Regions from separate parts of the Homo sapiens genome. Here region 2 is linked to region 1. A link is a contact called in ENCODE Hi-C or POLR2A ChIA-PET data. All regions are on one chromosome and are shown on one strand. Each heading gives the region's core, a stretch centred on a gene start or an enhancer-like site at or near the end of the contact. The rest is flanking DNA. Distances are from core to core; before and after follow the strand shown. Region 1 has its middle 16 kb from the start of LINC00545. Region 2 has its middle 18 kb from the start of TRN-GTT2-4.

The links. A loop is a pair of places that touch in the nucleus more often than their neighbours do. ChIA-PET counts read pairs that join two places held with the same protein, here RNA polymerase II (POLR2A). Pooled maps may share reads with other maps.
Region 2: a map of heart left ventricle shows a loop between it and region 1 (2.5-fold over the local background). The contact joins two enhancer-like sites. A Hi-C loop is called at or near these places in 5 of 168 maps with a recorded cell type or tissue (MCF 10A, adrenal gland, chondrocyte and 2 more) and 4 of 50 pooled maps. POLR2A ChIA-PET finds 5 or more read pairs at or near these places in 4 of 52 experiments (AG04449, AG04450, CD4-positive, alpha-beta memory T cell and 1 more).

Annotation. Positions count from the first base shown.
Region 1 is chr13:30,862,545-30,870,182 of GRCh38, reverse strand. No RefSeq gene overlaps it. Among named protein-coding and RNA genes, the nearest start is that of LINC00545, 16 kb to the left of the region's middle. RefSeq lists enhancers at 5,857-6,805, 6,806-7,638. Within about 2 kb of position 4,347, at least 29 of the 41 ENCODE cell types and tissues checked have a DNase peak (open chromatin) inside an H3K27ac peak, as active enhancers do; they include heart left ventricle and prostate gland, where a contact is called at or near this core.
Region 2 is chr13:30,687,920-30,695,557 of GRCh38, reverse strand. No RefSeq gene overlaps it. Among named protein-coding and RNA genes, the nearest start is that of TRN-GTT2-4, 18 kb to the right of the region's middle. RefSeq lists a silencer at 600-800 and an enhancer at 5,062-5,151. Within about 2 kb of position 4,862, at least 25 of the 41 ENCODE cell types and tissues checked have a DNase peak (open chromatin) inside an H3K27ac peak, as active enhancers do; they include heart left ventricle and prostate gland, where a contact is called at or near this core.

The sequences.
Region 1 (7,638 bases), core at 3,098-5,597:
CAGAGTAGCATCCTCTCCATTCCAGAGGCAACCGCAGTGGAATGCCATGATTTGCTTATAGTTTCACAGCTTGTAACTGGCAGCAGCTCCAACCAGGGCCCTAGGCTCAGATTCCATGCTCTTTCCAACCTTTCAGGCTCCTAAAGAATTAAAATCAGCCTGGAAAGTGTCTGCCTCTGACTGGGGACATTCGAGTGTGCATATCACCCAAAGGGAAGAGGCAGGAGGAAACGAGCTTCTAGAGTGACAGAAGGAGCTGAGGAATGGAGCCCAATAATAAAGGAAAATTTTAAAAAGAAAATTGACACGAGAGAAGAAAGTCCCTATTTAGAAGAAAATATTTGCTCCATCAGAGCAAAATGCCTCTACATTTCTGCCTGAAACCATCTATATTTCTGAACAGGGCTTGCTCCACCCTACAGTGGAGGAGTGGACTCCACCCTGCAGAACCTTGGTCTCCAGCCCAGCCGTGACCTGGATGCCCTTTCCCTGCCTCTGGCCAGCCCAGATGCATTCCTTCCTGCAAACCCAGCTCAAGTACGTCTTCTCCACAGCCCGTGGTGCACCTTGCCTGCCTCCCGTGTCTCCTCCTCGCTGAAGTCCTCCGGCATATCCACACTATTTGGGGCTGCTTTAATTGGTCCTCACTGGTATTTTGTCTTGAGAAAGTCCTTTGGTTGTTGCATGTGTTTCTGTTTTTGCCCCTTCATCAGATTGTAAAGCCGTCGAAGATGGAAACATTATCTTCTATTTCTCTGTTGGTTTCCAGGAAGCTCCTTTCTGCAGGTCTTCCCTCGACCTCTCAGGATGCACAATCTCAGTCTTTCCTGGCTTGCCTCAGCATTTAACACCCAGTTTGGAGTTTTGGTCCTCTTAGCACTTCTTGTCCTCTCAAGCTACACTCTCTCCAGGCATCCTAACACATGCACATTTGCCACAGCTGCTTACAGCTGAGACTGTTTCCAGCCAAGTATTCAAAGCCATTTCTTAACTTCCAACTGGGCCTTTCCTCCTGAAAAGTTCTGAGGCGACTTCAACTCAGTAGGAACTGAACTGAAGAAATTACCTGTCTCCCAGCCCAGTTCTTTCTCTGGTATCATCTGTCTTTATTAATGCTCCCTCATCCACCCAGTCACCCAGAAACCTGGGATCATCCTAGACTCCTCCCTCCTCATCATCACCACTGTGCCCAGTCCTTCCAGCCCCTCTGAGGGCTGGGGTCTGAGCCAAGCTTTTGACTCAGAGCTTTCCATTTACTCCTCTCCACAATGCTATGGAGAAAGCACTATTTTACCTCTGCCTTAAAAATGAAGACACCCAGTCTGGGCACAGTGGCTTACACCTGTAAGCCCAGCAATTTGGGAGGCTGAGGCGGGCAGATCATTTGAGGTCAGGAGTTTGAGACCCAGCCTGACCAACATGGTGAAACCCCATCTCTACCAAAAATACAAAAATTAGCCAGGCGTGATGGTGCATACCTATAATTCCAGCTACTCTGGAGGCTGAGGCAGGACAGTCCCCTGAACCCAGGAGGCAGAGGCTGCAGTAAGCGGAGATTGCGCCACTGCACTCCAGCCTGGGCAACAGAGTGACACTTTTCCCCCCACCCCCACCAAATACACACAAAGACACTCAGGCTGGGCATAGTGACTCACACCTGTAATCCCAGCACTTTGGGAGGCCAAGGGAAGAGGATCACTTGAGCCCAGGAGTTCAAGACCAGCCTGGGCTACATGTCCTAAAACATTCAAAAATGAGCCAGGTGTGGTGGCATGTGCCTGTGGTCCCAGCTACTTGAGAGGCTGAGGTGGGAGGATCACTTGAGCCCAACAGTTCAAGACTGCAGTGAGCTGTGATCACACCACTGCACTCCAGCCTGGGTGACAGAGCAAGACCCTGTCTTAGAAAAAAAAAAATGAAATGAGGACACCCAGGTTTAGAAAGGGTAAGAAATTTGCCCAAAGTCACACACGGAGTAAGTGGTGGTGTTGAGATTCCCAGCCAGATGAGCTGACCCCAGAGGAGACAAACATCTTCCTGCAGTCAGCCAGTACCCACTCTTCACAGTACAGGGCCCACGAGGTGGAGAAAACCCATTTTATAAGGAGAAAACTGAGGTTCAAAGCAGGTGGTGACCTGAACCAGGCCCACCAGAGTTACGACTGCTCTCACTCCTCTATAGCACAAGCTACCTTTGAGAGAACAGAGCTCCGGATCATTTAAGAGGTTTCCTTCTGTTCAGTGCCAACTGAGTTTAAAATTCCCGTGTGAGTTATGATTATCATTTCCATTGATTCATTTCCATTGATTGAGAATAAAAAGAAGTGGTTTATGTTGCAGCATGAAAGATCTAAATTAGAATTTTTAAAAAAAACCTTCTAGATCTGGAGAGCTGATAGATTTTTCATTTCCTTGCTAAGGGAGTCTATGCAAGCTCTCTCTGGAAATCCTTTGAAATGGCTTAGAGACCTGATGTAGCTAGAATGAGTTTGGAGGAATCCAACATGAAGGTAGCCCAATACTAGGTTGCAAACAGGCTAGATGCTTTTGGGTTTGTAGACATGTTTGATTTGGAACTCCCAGTGTTTTACATGAAAATCCCAAATTCTGGCTTCTTTTGAAAAACCAGTTGATATGACAACCCAAGCCTTTCTGCCCCAGTTGGCCACAGTCCATGCTGGAGCAGGGTCAGCCTGCCTCCTTGGACAGGGCCGGCACACTCCACTTGGCCTCAGCCCCTCCAGCCAGCTTACCTACTGATGTTACCTTCCTGGGCTCTTTAGGCATATGAATTAGTGACCTCAGATGACACTGGTAGGGTCAACCTTTCAAACGTGCACCTTTCCACTTAGCCAAAATCTGAGCTATGCCAGACATTTTGTTAGATAGCATCAGAGCACGGACTAGAAGCTGAATTGCTCTTGCAGTGAAAGGACTGATTCCCACACTCCTATTTTATCCCTACATGAAAACATGGCAAAATCAACTTTCCTTCTTGCTTACCTTCTAGGAAAATCAGAAGTATTCACCAGGTGTTGAAATAGAAACTTATTTCTTATAATTGCCAACTTTGCTGCACTGAGTCACATGTTGATTTCTACCTAATGAAAAATCCAGAGCAGGCTGGAGTCTGACAGATAGAGCCCGATTCGCTATTTACTCTGGTGCTAATCACAATCATGTTTACAGGAAAATGCCCTCATCTGCTTCCAGCAGCTCCAGCCACTCAGCCATGTGAGCGCTGTCTTCAAAGTCAATTGCCTGTCATTTTGCTGATTTATGTTGAGCAACTGCAAGGACCCCTCGAGGTATTTGTAGCTAGCTTGATGATTCCCAGCTTATAAAGTGGCAGTGGGCAGAGCATTTCAGTTCAAATTCCCATCAAGACAGAATTTAAATCCCCAGCCCTGCTGCTCATATTTGCAATGTGAGCACTTTAGATAAGCAGAAACCATCAAACCCTAAATGCTGGGGGAAATACAACCTGGATTTCTTCAAATGGAGCCTAAGCCCAAATCTTCTTTCAGACCTTGGATAGGAAAGTGATTCTAACAGTTTTTAAAAGAGTGATCACATATGCTTTTTCCCAAGAAGTATTAACGACTGAGGCAAGACGGGCACTATCAGATTAGATTGGAGAAGCCGGGAAACGAATTTCCCTCACCGCCTGCCTGGATTCTTAACGTTTCAACCAGCAGAATCTAATTTCTTTGGAATTACTTGCCCTCTAACAGAAGTTTTCTTTTTAAAATGAAAATATTGCCGAAAAGGGAGACCTATTAAATTACTAACCCATTAGCTTCTGGTTTAGCTTCAATCTTAGAGAAGCCCAATTCCTTCTAAACCTGTCTCGCCCTACACTGAAAGTGCTGGAGGTGCAGATCTCAGTGCACTGGCCTTGGCTGCTGAGATTCAGGGAGGTTAGATGGCGGGTAGAGTCACCCATGCGCTGTGGGATGGGGGTCCCTTCCATGCACTCTCCTGGCAAGTCCTGAACCACCAAAGGTGTAAGTGGATGTATTTTTCAGGTTCTCCCTTACAGCACTTTGAAGTCAAACACAAGATTTAAGGATTGCTCACAGCCTGCATTTTCTGTATTTCTGCATTTCTTGTTCACTCAACGTCTCAGGTATTTAATTACATACTCACTGTTAGGGCTCAGGGAAGCTGTTTAGAGGTTCAGCTCAGCCCCTTCGGGTCACAAAACTGAAATACAGTGACTTCCCCAAAGTCAGCAAAGCTCAAGGATCCTTAAGAACCCAGACATGTGAGATACTGAGTAATCCAAACTGAGGCCAACTCCAAAAAAGGGCTCCATTGACTCATCTTTCGGTCATCTCGCTCCAGCTCTCACTTAGAGAAAGTGCGTATTTCTTCCATTTAGAAAAGACTGCTCACGCTTTCCATGTCATTACATTTCTTTATTCCTCTCTTTATATTCCAGCTGCCTTTCTTCGTGTTTTTTGTCACTTGCCCTATTTAGCCATCTCCAAACTAGCTACCTGCCTCCGTGCCATGGAGCATGCTTTTCTGCAGCTCGGCCTCACGATTCTAGGCCAGCTTTTGCACCCCCTACCCCCTCCATGCTTATAAAACTGGGTTCCCTGCTCCCTTTCTGTGTGCTGTTATGCTTCAGAAGCGCCACTGGGTGGCAGTGTCTCAGAGCAGTCCTGGGCCCTGCAACGTGGCTTTGGGCTGGGCTGCTGGTTGCTTGTCTGTTACAGCACAAACAGGCCTGTGTGGACAGGCAGAGCAACGAGACAGCCACAGTGGTGCTCTGGAAAGGATGAGTATTAGATATTAAGGAAACGAGGGACAGAGGTCTGCGTACTGTGTCCTTTCGGAGCTTGCACTAGCCACAAGGCTGACATCTGCCGTCATTCTAACAAAGGAATCTCAAATCCTGAGGCTGTTTGGGAGGTGTCCTTGAAAAGAATGACTATAACCCTTTGCCCTCCCTGTTTTGATTTTCAGCCTACCATTGGGCCCTGATTCATCCATAAAAACAACAACCAAAAAATAAAAAAAAAAGGCAATCCCCGTGAGCATTGTGTGTTTGCTGGACAGGATAGTAATGGCTTAATCCTTCTAATGGCTTTGGTCACTGCAGGATATTAGCTATTAGAAGGGTCTGTTTAAAAGGGGGTGGTGGGGGAAGGTAGGGCCATCTGCTGATTATAGCATGCATGAGGAATGAAGGGAACATTTAAAGAGACACCGTCCATTGATTTAGACACAAATAATTAGTTTGTAGTTGAAAAGGCATATTTAGGGCTTGAATTTTAGTATCTGAATCATTTGCTTAAAGTGCAAATGTGATGTCTCAGACTGGAGATGATCCCAGGAACTATTTGATTCCACCTTTCATGCTTTTTGTAAAGAACTTCTCCGGAGACTAAAAGGAATGTGGCCTGAAATGCATCAACATTGACGTCATGGCTTGGAGTCTGTGGAAGTCAAACCAAATGTTTTTATTATAAACAGGTCAGCCCAGGACCAAACTGTGAAGTACATGTTTGATTTCCATGTGTCCCACCCCCAGCCCCAGCCTTGGCCTCTGCACAGAAAATAGTTCCCAACATCCCACCAGGTGGCCCAGCCCCCTCCTCACTGACTCCCCACTTCACCTTCCCTTCCAGGCCTGACAGCAAACTAAAGCAAAAGAAATCTTCCCAAGGATCGTGGCATATTAGGAAATGAATGCACGCTCTCCATTCAGGAAAGCTGGGGGCAGGCCAACCTCACCTCCCAAACGGGAAAAGCCTAGACTAGAGGTGAGCAGAGACCTGGCTTCCCCTCTAGGCCAGGCCCTGGGTCCATAGGCAACAACTGTTCTGGGAAGTGGGAATTTTATACAGCAATTCAATGAGAAGGAAGATGTGGAGGGATGTATTTGGTATCAAATGCATCCTGTCATCCCACAAAATCAAAACTTTGGTCCCTGAACCAAGAGAACATAAAGCCTTAGGGAAAGACATTTCCTGAATATTGAGAAGTGAATACTGAATAATGTAAGGTGGCGTAGGCTGCCTGTAGTGTCCCGGGAGTAGGTGATGCAGGTGTTGAGAGACAGGCACAGAGAAGCCACCCAGGGAAGCAGAGTCATGGAAGCCACCACGGGAGAGATGAAACACAAGTCAGGTCTTGAAGGAAGAGTAGATTTACCTGGCAAAGGAAAGGAGGGAGGGCATTCCTCGAAGAGCTTATATTAGCAAGATAATGGAGAACGGGAACACACAAGAATGAAAAGATGGCTTACATGGTTGAAGCGGAGAGTCTGAGAAGCGTAGTAGAATAGGTGGCAGTAGATAAGGGTAAGATGGGGAATTCCTGAAGTTGGCTTTTTTTAGACTGCAAGGAACAGAGACACCTGATGTACCTGAAGTGAAGGGGATTGACTCTGAGATGCAGGAATGAGGCAGGAAGAGCACACAGCCCTGCGTCTAAAAACGCAGGGGCAGCCACATTGCCAAACTCCAGGGAGACGGGAATGTAATGTGGGAGCTGAGTATTTTAAAACTTCGTAAATTAATTAAAAATTTGAGGTATGGTAAGGCAAACAGATAGGAGACAACTGCCAGTAAAAAGATAGCTTGTTACTCACGGTTTCCAAGAGGAGAGGACATGCTGTGCCACGTGGGGAGGGGGCACACAGGGGAGCTCCAGAGCGAGTCGGGAGGTCGCCAGAGAGGCTGGACCTGTGGGCGGGGGCCCTTATTGTGGCGCATGCTGGAAGGTGTGGGCAAGGCAGAGCAGGCAGGCTCAGGGTAGGCTGGTTTTAGTGGGCTCTGGGGTATATGGGCTGTCCTTAGTTAGAGACTTGGCCCTGCGGAAGGAGTGATTGGGGCAGGTGAAGAGGTGGCTGGGGTGGGGCTGTGGAGGGGTTGGTTTGCATTTGAAAAGCACATTGTAGGGGGTTGCAAGTTGTTTTCTATCTTTGGAATAATTGGTAACCCTGGGAGGGACAGTCCCTCCACGGCCAGCAAGGCCCAGATGTCAAAGCATCAGAATATAGAAAATAAAAGACGCAATTACTGCACCAAGAGAGCATTCAGAACACGATGTCACTCTGGCGGTGCCCTCGTCTGTGGCTGCCACCAGTGCTCCGGATTGGGTGACCAGCCCTCAACCCCACGCTGACTCTCCTCTGCGGCTCCTGTCTGGAGTTAGACTCCCAGGAGAGGATCAGCTTGTCTCCGTGGCTTCCAGCCAGGCCTGGCTGCTCCTGTTGGGCAGCTCTTTATGTCCGGCCGCGCGTGCCGGCTGCCCGTGAATCAAGCACCCACTCGTTGTCTACTCAATTTATTAGTGGGTCTCTCGGCTTGGCAAGCTATACTCAGAGCCTCCCGTTGGGGGAGGCCTGCACGGGGAGAGACATTCTGAGGATTCCGAGAAGGAGGAACTATGACCAGCACCTCACTTGGCTTTTCCCGTAGAAAGCTTTTGGAAGCCTGGAAATGAGTCTGGGTAACAACTGCAGAAGTGCCCAAGGATTTAAACAGGGCAGTGACATGGGGAAGCATCATTTTTATGAGGAAGATTAATCTGACAATAACATGTGGGACCCACTGGAGAGGGAAGAGGATGCTACAGATCCCAGCACCTGGGTGGGGGGACCACGGGACAGAGAGAAAGGGG
Region 2 (7,638 bases), core at 3,613-6,112, 180 kb after region 1:
CCATCCAATGCCCCAGCCACAGTGCAAGTTAATGCAAGAACGTGGGCCATGTCTGCAACCCTGGTGCCTATCCACATGTCTAATTCATAGTCAGTGATTCCTTTTTAAATTTTTTATTTTGGTTGATTACACAAGTAAAACATGCTTATGGTAGGATTACATGTTTATTGGCAGAGTAAATCAACAGAGAGAAAAATGCACAATCTCCAAAGCAATTAAAGGAATGCAAATTTTTAAAAATAAAAGACACACTTATACGTGTATTAAATGAAGAAAAATCAATAAAAATGATAAATTGCTATGTGGGAATGATTATAGGAGAGCAGATGTGCTTATACAGCAGAGGGTGGAGGGGTGCTGTCATCTGGTTTAGGATATTTGGAGCACCACCTGGAGACATATGACAGGAAGTCTAACGATCCTCATGGTGTTTAATCTTGATGCGATTGTTCACGCTGGCATCCGAGCATCCTGACCACTGCCCCTGACTGCCCCCACTAATGCTCTCTCAGCCCCTTTCCTTGCCTGTGCCCTCACCATGGATTTCCTTCTGCTTGTGTCTAAGCTCAGCTGCCTCGCCATTCCTCATTCTGCTCTAAAGTATATTTCTCCCTGAGCTAGACTTTGATAATCTGTTCTTGAAGTGTCCTCTTCAGTGTCAGATAAGTTCTGCTCTTGTGCAGGTCCATGTTCCTCCTATCAGGGACTTACAGCAAGCCCTCCAGGCAGAACCAGTCATGAGACATCACCAATTATCAGCAACCCATGTCCAAGCCATGTTGGCCATCCTTTCCTTGCCAGGAGTGTGTAAAGCAAAACTCAACAGCAGAGGCTCAGACATTGCCCATGGAGGTTATCATGGGCCAAACCAGCAGCAGGCATGTGGACTGTATCCCCTTATCCTGCAGAGCAGGCTTGAGGAGGGAAGCCCCAGATATCAGGAAGGGAATGGGCTTGGGAGGCAGGAAGACTTAGGCCCAAGTTTTAAAATTAAAACTCACTTTTACATTTACTTTTCTGATAACAAAATTATACATGTTTATTATAGTAAAATTAGAAAGTAGATGTAAGCAACAAATAAACATAAGTCAATAAATGTGATTCATGACATAAACAGAATTAAAAATGAAAAACGTAATCATTTTAATAGATGCAGAAAAAGCATTCAATAAAATCCAGCCTCCTTTTATGATAAAATCCCTCAACAAACTAGGCATCAAATGAATATATCTCAAAATAGTAAGAATCATCTATGACAAACTCACAGCCAACATCAAAATGAATGGGGAAAAGTTGAAAGCATTTCCCCCTAAAAATTAGAATGAGACAAGGATGCCCACTTTTCACCATTTCTATTCAACATAGTACTAGAAGCCCTAGTCAGAGCAATCAGGCAAGAGAAAGAAATAAAGGGCATCCAAACTGGAAAAGAGAAACTCAAACTACCTCTACCAATGATATGATCTCATACCTAGAAAATCCTAAGGAATCCTCAAAAATCTCCCAGATTTGATAAGTGAATTTAGTAGTGTTAGGTTACAAAATCAATGTACACAAATCACTAGCACTGCTATACACCAATGATGGCCAAGCTCAAAATCAAATCAAGAACTCAATCCCATTTACAATAGCTGCAAAAAATAAAAATAAAATACATAGGAATATACTTAACCAAGGAGGTGAAAGACCCCTACAAGGAGAATTACAAAACACTAATGAAAGAAATAATAGATGACACAAGCAAATGGAGAAACATACCATGCTTATGGATTAGAAGAATCAATATTGTAAAAATGACTATACTACCCAAAGCAATCCACAGATTCAGTGCAACCCTTATCAAAATACCAATGTCATTTTTCACAGAATTAGAAAAACCAATCCTAAAATTTATATGAGACCAAAGAGGGGTCCAAATAGCCAAAGCAATCCTAAGCAAAAAAAGAGCAAATCTGGAGGCATCACATTACCCAACTTCAAATTATACTACGAGGCTATTGTAATCAAAACAGCATGGAACCGGTATAAAAGTAGAATAGCATAGAGAACCCAGAAATAAAACCAAATACCTACAACCAACTGATCTTCAGCCAAACAAACAAAAACATACACTGGGGAAAGGAAATCCTATTCAATAAACAGTGCTGGGAAAATTGGATAGCCACATGTAGTGTAAAAGAATGAAACCGGGTTCCTATCTCTCACCATATACAAAAATTAATTCAAGATGGATTAAAGACATAAATCTAAGACCTGAAACCATAAAAATTCTAGAAGAAAACCTAGGAAAAACTCTTCTGGACATTGGTCTAGGCAAAGAATTTGTGACTAACACCCCAAAAACAAATGCAACAAAATAACAGAAATAAGTAAATGGGACCTAATTATTCTAAAAAGCTTCTGCATAGCAAAAGAAATAACCAACAGAGTAAAGAGACAACCTACAGAATGGGAGAAAGTATTTGCAAACTATACCTCTGACAAAGGACTAATATTCAGAAGCTACAAGGAACTCAAACAAATCAGCAAGAAAAAAAAACAAATAATCACATTAAAAAGTGGGCAAACAACTTCAAGAGATATTTCTTAAAAGAAGATATACAAATGGCCAACAAATATATTTCTTAAATGCTCAACATCACTAATTATCAGGGAAATACAAGTTAAAACCACAGTGAGATACCACCTTACCCCAGCCAGAATGGCCATTATTAAAAAGTCAAAAAACAACCGTTGTTGGTGCCGATGCAGTGAAAATGGAACACATACATTGTTGGTGGGAATGTAAATTAGTACAATCTCTATGGAAAACAATATGGAGATAATATGGAGATTTCTCAAAGAACTAAAAACAGATCTACCATTGGATCAAGCCATCCCACTACTGGGTATCTTCCCAAAGGAAAAGAAATAATTATATAAAAAAGACTCTTTCTCAGTACCTATGGAAGCATAGGGAAGAAAAGAAGGATAAAAGGGAGAAAAAACAGCACTTGCACATGTATGTTTATTGGAGCACAATTCACAATTGCAAAGATATAGAAGCAACCTAAGTGCCCATCAATGGATGAGTGGATAAATGTGTGTGTGTGTGTGTGTGTGTGTGTGTGTGTATGTGTGTGTGTGAGAGAGAGAGATGGACTACTACTCAGTCAAAAAAAGAATGAAATCATGTTATGTGCAGCAACTCAGATGAAATTGGAGGCCACTGACCTAAGTGAAGTAACTCAGGAAGGGAAAACCAACTACCACATGTTCTCACTTCTAAGTGGGAGGTAAGCTCTAAGTGCGCAAAAGCAGGGTGCTATAATGGACATCAGGAGACTCAGAAGTGGGGACAGTGTGGGGGTGAGGAATGAAAAACTACTCATTGGGTACAATGTACACTATTTGGGTGATGGGTACACTAAAAATCCAGACTTCATCACTATACAATTCATCTATGTAACCAAAGCCACTTTTACCCCTAAAACTATTGAAATTTTTTAAAAATATAATAGGGCCAAGTGCAGTAATTCCAGCACTTTGAGAGGCTGAGGTAGGAGGAATGCTTGAAACCAGGAGTTTAAGACCAGCCTAGGCAATAAAGTGAGATTCCATCTTAACAAAAAATAAAAAATAAAATAAAGTAAATTAGTTGGGCACGTTGGTGCATGACTGCAGCTCCAGCTACTCAGGAGACTGAGGCAGGAGGATTGAGCCCTGGAGTGCAAGACTGCAGTGAGCCATGATCACACCACTGCACTGCAGCCTGGATGACAGAGACCCTGTCTCTAAAAAAAGGTAATTAAAATAAATAAATAAACACACACCTATAATCCTATCACCCACTGGTCACCTTCATCACCACCTTGATATGGAGTCTTCCAGGATTCCTCCGTGTGTGTGTGTGTGTGTCATATAACATCAGATTATTGAGATAGTGGGACTCAAAAGGGTGAGCCAGGAATGAGTTTTTCTCTCCCTACACTGTTTTCAATGCCGCTCAACCAGATATCTTTTCCTTATCCCCAAAGCAAAACATCAGCATATCCCATAGCTTTTTTGGTCATTTTTAAATTTTAACTGGTAGTTCATTTTTAGGAATTAAAAATTCAAGTCCAGGCCAGGCGTGGTGGCTCACTCCTATAATCCTAGCACTTGGGGAGGCCGAGGCGGACAGATCACTTGAGGCCAGGAGTTCGAGACCAGCCTGGCCAACACGGTGACGCCCTGTCTCTACTAAAAATACAAAAAAAAAAAAAAATAGCTGGGCATGGTGGCAGGCACCTGTAATCCCGGCTACTCAGGAGACTGTGGTGGGAGGATCGCTTGAACCCGGGAGGCAGAGGCTGTAGTGAGCCAAGATGGCGCCACGGGACTCCAGCCTGGGTGACAGAGCGAGGCTCTGTCTCAAAAAAAAAAAAAAAAAAAAAAAAATTCAAGTCCAGTCTAAATAAAAACTCCTAATTCTCATTCACTTCACAGCTTTTCCCATTCCCCTAGTTCAAGCCTGGCCCAGGGACAGGACCTGCGGGGGAAGGAAGAAGGTGTAGGCCCCCCAGCCCCACCCCGCCTCACCCTATTCTACTTCCTCCCCAGCTTCTACCCGGACAGGATCAATGAGGGGAAATGGGAGAAAGTGCTTTGTGCTTGTGTGTTTGTTTACTTGGCTGTTGCTGTTTGTTGTCTCTACTAGCAAATGCCCTCTGTTATGGCAGGATATGTCTTCCAAATGCTGCCTATTCCTCTCCTGGAACATCTGTGGAGCTTGTGGAGCTTCCACGTGATCCTTCTGCTGGGGACCTCCCAGGAAGAACATGACCTCAGCTCAGATGCCATGGCAGATGCTGAAGACAGAGCAGCTGGAGGCTGTTGGCCAACTGCATTCTTCAACGCTGAGCAGCAAGTTCTTTCTTGAAAGGAGACCCAAATGCACTCCGCGGCTGCCGTGATCACCTATCTCTAGGGATCCAAAAATACGATATATTTTCGGAGGAGCATTGTTAGCCTGTTAGTTCTACCGCTTTTCCCCTCTGCTCCCTCAGTGAGGAGGGAAAAGGGTGCTTCAGTGCCAGCTCAAGCCAAGCAGAAGTGAAACCGGAAAAGTTCCCTTGTCTCCCTCGCAGGACGTGCGATGAGGGTGTGGCTCTCTTCTTCAGTGTCCCGCTGCTCAAACCTCTAGACGGGCAGGCTGTGGGGCTCCCGCCCCATGGCAGCGTCTAGGGGTGGATATTTACAGCTCCTGAAGCCCCAATGAGTGTGTGCTATTGTGTGCTCTTTCAGTTTCGCTGTCTATAGGCAGCTTGTGTTAACCAGCTCAGTTAGACCCTCTACCTTATCACAAGGACAGAGGGCTTTCTGTATCCCAGGTTCTTGCCTTGGTGTACAGGAAGAATCGGATCACAGGTGGGCTTGGAGAATGAGTGCAAGGTTTTATTCAGTGAAAGTATCTCCCAGCAGAGGGGGGAGCCAGAAAGGAGATGGTTTTCCCCTGGAGTCAGCGGCCCAGGCTTCCCTCCGACTGCTCCAGCCACACTCTGCCTCGTTCCGCTGGTCGATGGTGTGCAGGTGTGCTCCTCTCGACGTCCTTTCAATGTCCAGCCGCTCCTGTCTTCTTCCACCGATGTGTGTCTGCCTGCTAGGGTTTGGGGAAGGTGGGGGAGTTTAATAGGTAGATGGGGGCGTGGCAGGCCAGGATGATCTTGGGAAACGCAACCGTTGGGCGAGAAGGCAGGAGTGCCTGTCTTCACCTAGGTCCGTGGGTACAGGCCCCAGGGGGGTGGAGTCCTAGCCAGGAACCATGCCCTGCCCTTCCCAGCACTTCCTTGCCCCCGTCCCCTAAGGGGACTTAGGAGAGATGCTGGTAGAGAGTAGAAGTCCTCCTCTCCCTGGACAGACTTGTGCCTGGTGCTACTGCAGGATTCTTTTACAACCATCGCTTCCCAACACACCTCTTGCACTCATAACTTGATCTTGAGATCTGCTCCCCAGAGGGTCCAACCTGTCAGAGTAATGGAGAAGAATCTCAGAACTGGTTTCCCCAAAGTGTGGTTAATGAAGCAGTTTTAGCTAATCTCTTTTTAGAGTGTGTGAACACTTTTAACATTTTCCCCTCAGCTTTGAAACACGAACACTTAATATTCTGTTACACACCTATATTTATCCTATTACATACTGTATAAGTCAACTTCCACTAGATAATACTGTGGTAACCAAACTCAAAATATCTGTAGCTCAAGAAATGGGGAAACGATTCCCTATTTAATAAATGGTGCTGGGAAAACTGGCCAGCCATATGTAGAAAGCTGAAACTGGAAACCATCCTTACACCTTATACAAAAATTAATTCAAGATGGATTAAAGACTTAAATGTTAGACCTAAAAACCATAAAAACCCTAGAAGAAAACCTAGGCGATACCATTCAGGACATAGGTATGGGCAAGGACTTCATGTCTAAAACACCAAAAGCAATGGCAACAAAAGCCAAAATAGATAAATGGGATCTAATTAAACTAAAGAGCTTCTGCACAGCAAAAGAAACTATCATCAGAGTGAACAGGCAACCTACAGAATGGGAGATAATTTTTGCAACCTACCCATCTGACAAAGGGCTAATATCCAGAATCTACAAAGAACTGAAACAAATTTACAAGAAAAAAAACAAACAACCCCATCAAAAAATGGGCAAACAATATGAACAGACACTACTCAAAAGAAGACATTTATGCAGCCAACAGACACATGAAAAAATGCTCATCATCACTGGTCATCAGAGAAATGCAAATCAAAACCATAATGAGGTACCATCTCAGGCCAATTAGAATGGCAATCATTAAAAAGTCAGGAAACAACAGATTCTGGAGAGGATGTGGAGACATAGGAATAGGAATGCTTTTACACTGATGGTGGGAGTGTAAATTAGTTCAACCACTGTGGAAGACAGTGTGGCGACTCCTCAAGGATCTAGAACTTGAAATACCACTTAACCCAGTGATCCCATTACTGGGTATATATCCAAAGAATTATAAATCATGCTACTATAAAGACACATGCACACATATGTTTATTGCGGCACTATTCACAATAGCAAATACTTGGAACCAACCCAAATGTCCATCAATGATAGACTAGATTAAGAAAATGTGGCACATATACACCATGGAATACCATGCAGCCATAAAAAAGGATGAGTTCATGTCCTTTGCAGGGACACGAATGAAGCTGGAAACCATTATTCTCAGCAAACTATCACAAGGACAGAAAACCAAACACCACATGTTCTCACTCATAGGTGGGAATTGAACAATGAGAACACTTGGACACAGGAAGGGGAACATCACACACTAGGGCTTGTTGAGGGGTGGGGGGCTGGGGAGGGATAGCATTAGGAGAAATACCTAATGTAAATGAGCAGTTGATGGGTGCAGCAAACCAACATGGCACATGTATACCTATGTAATAAACCTGCACATTGTGCAAATGTACCCTAGAACTTAAAGTATAATATGTATTTATATATTACATACATATTATATATATATATATATATATATATATATATATATATATATATATAGCTTACAACAACAAAGTTTTATTTCTAACTCGCTTTATATGTTACTGGACTCCCCCAGCTAGCTTCTCATAACCCAATC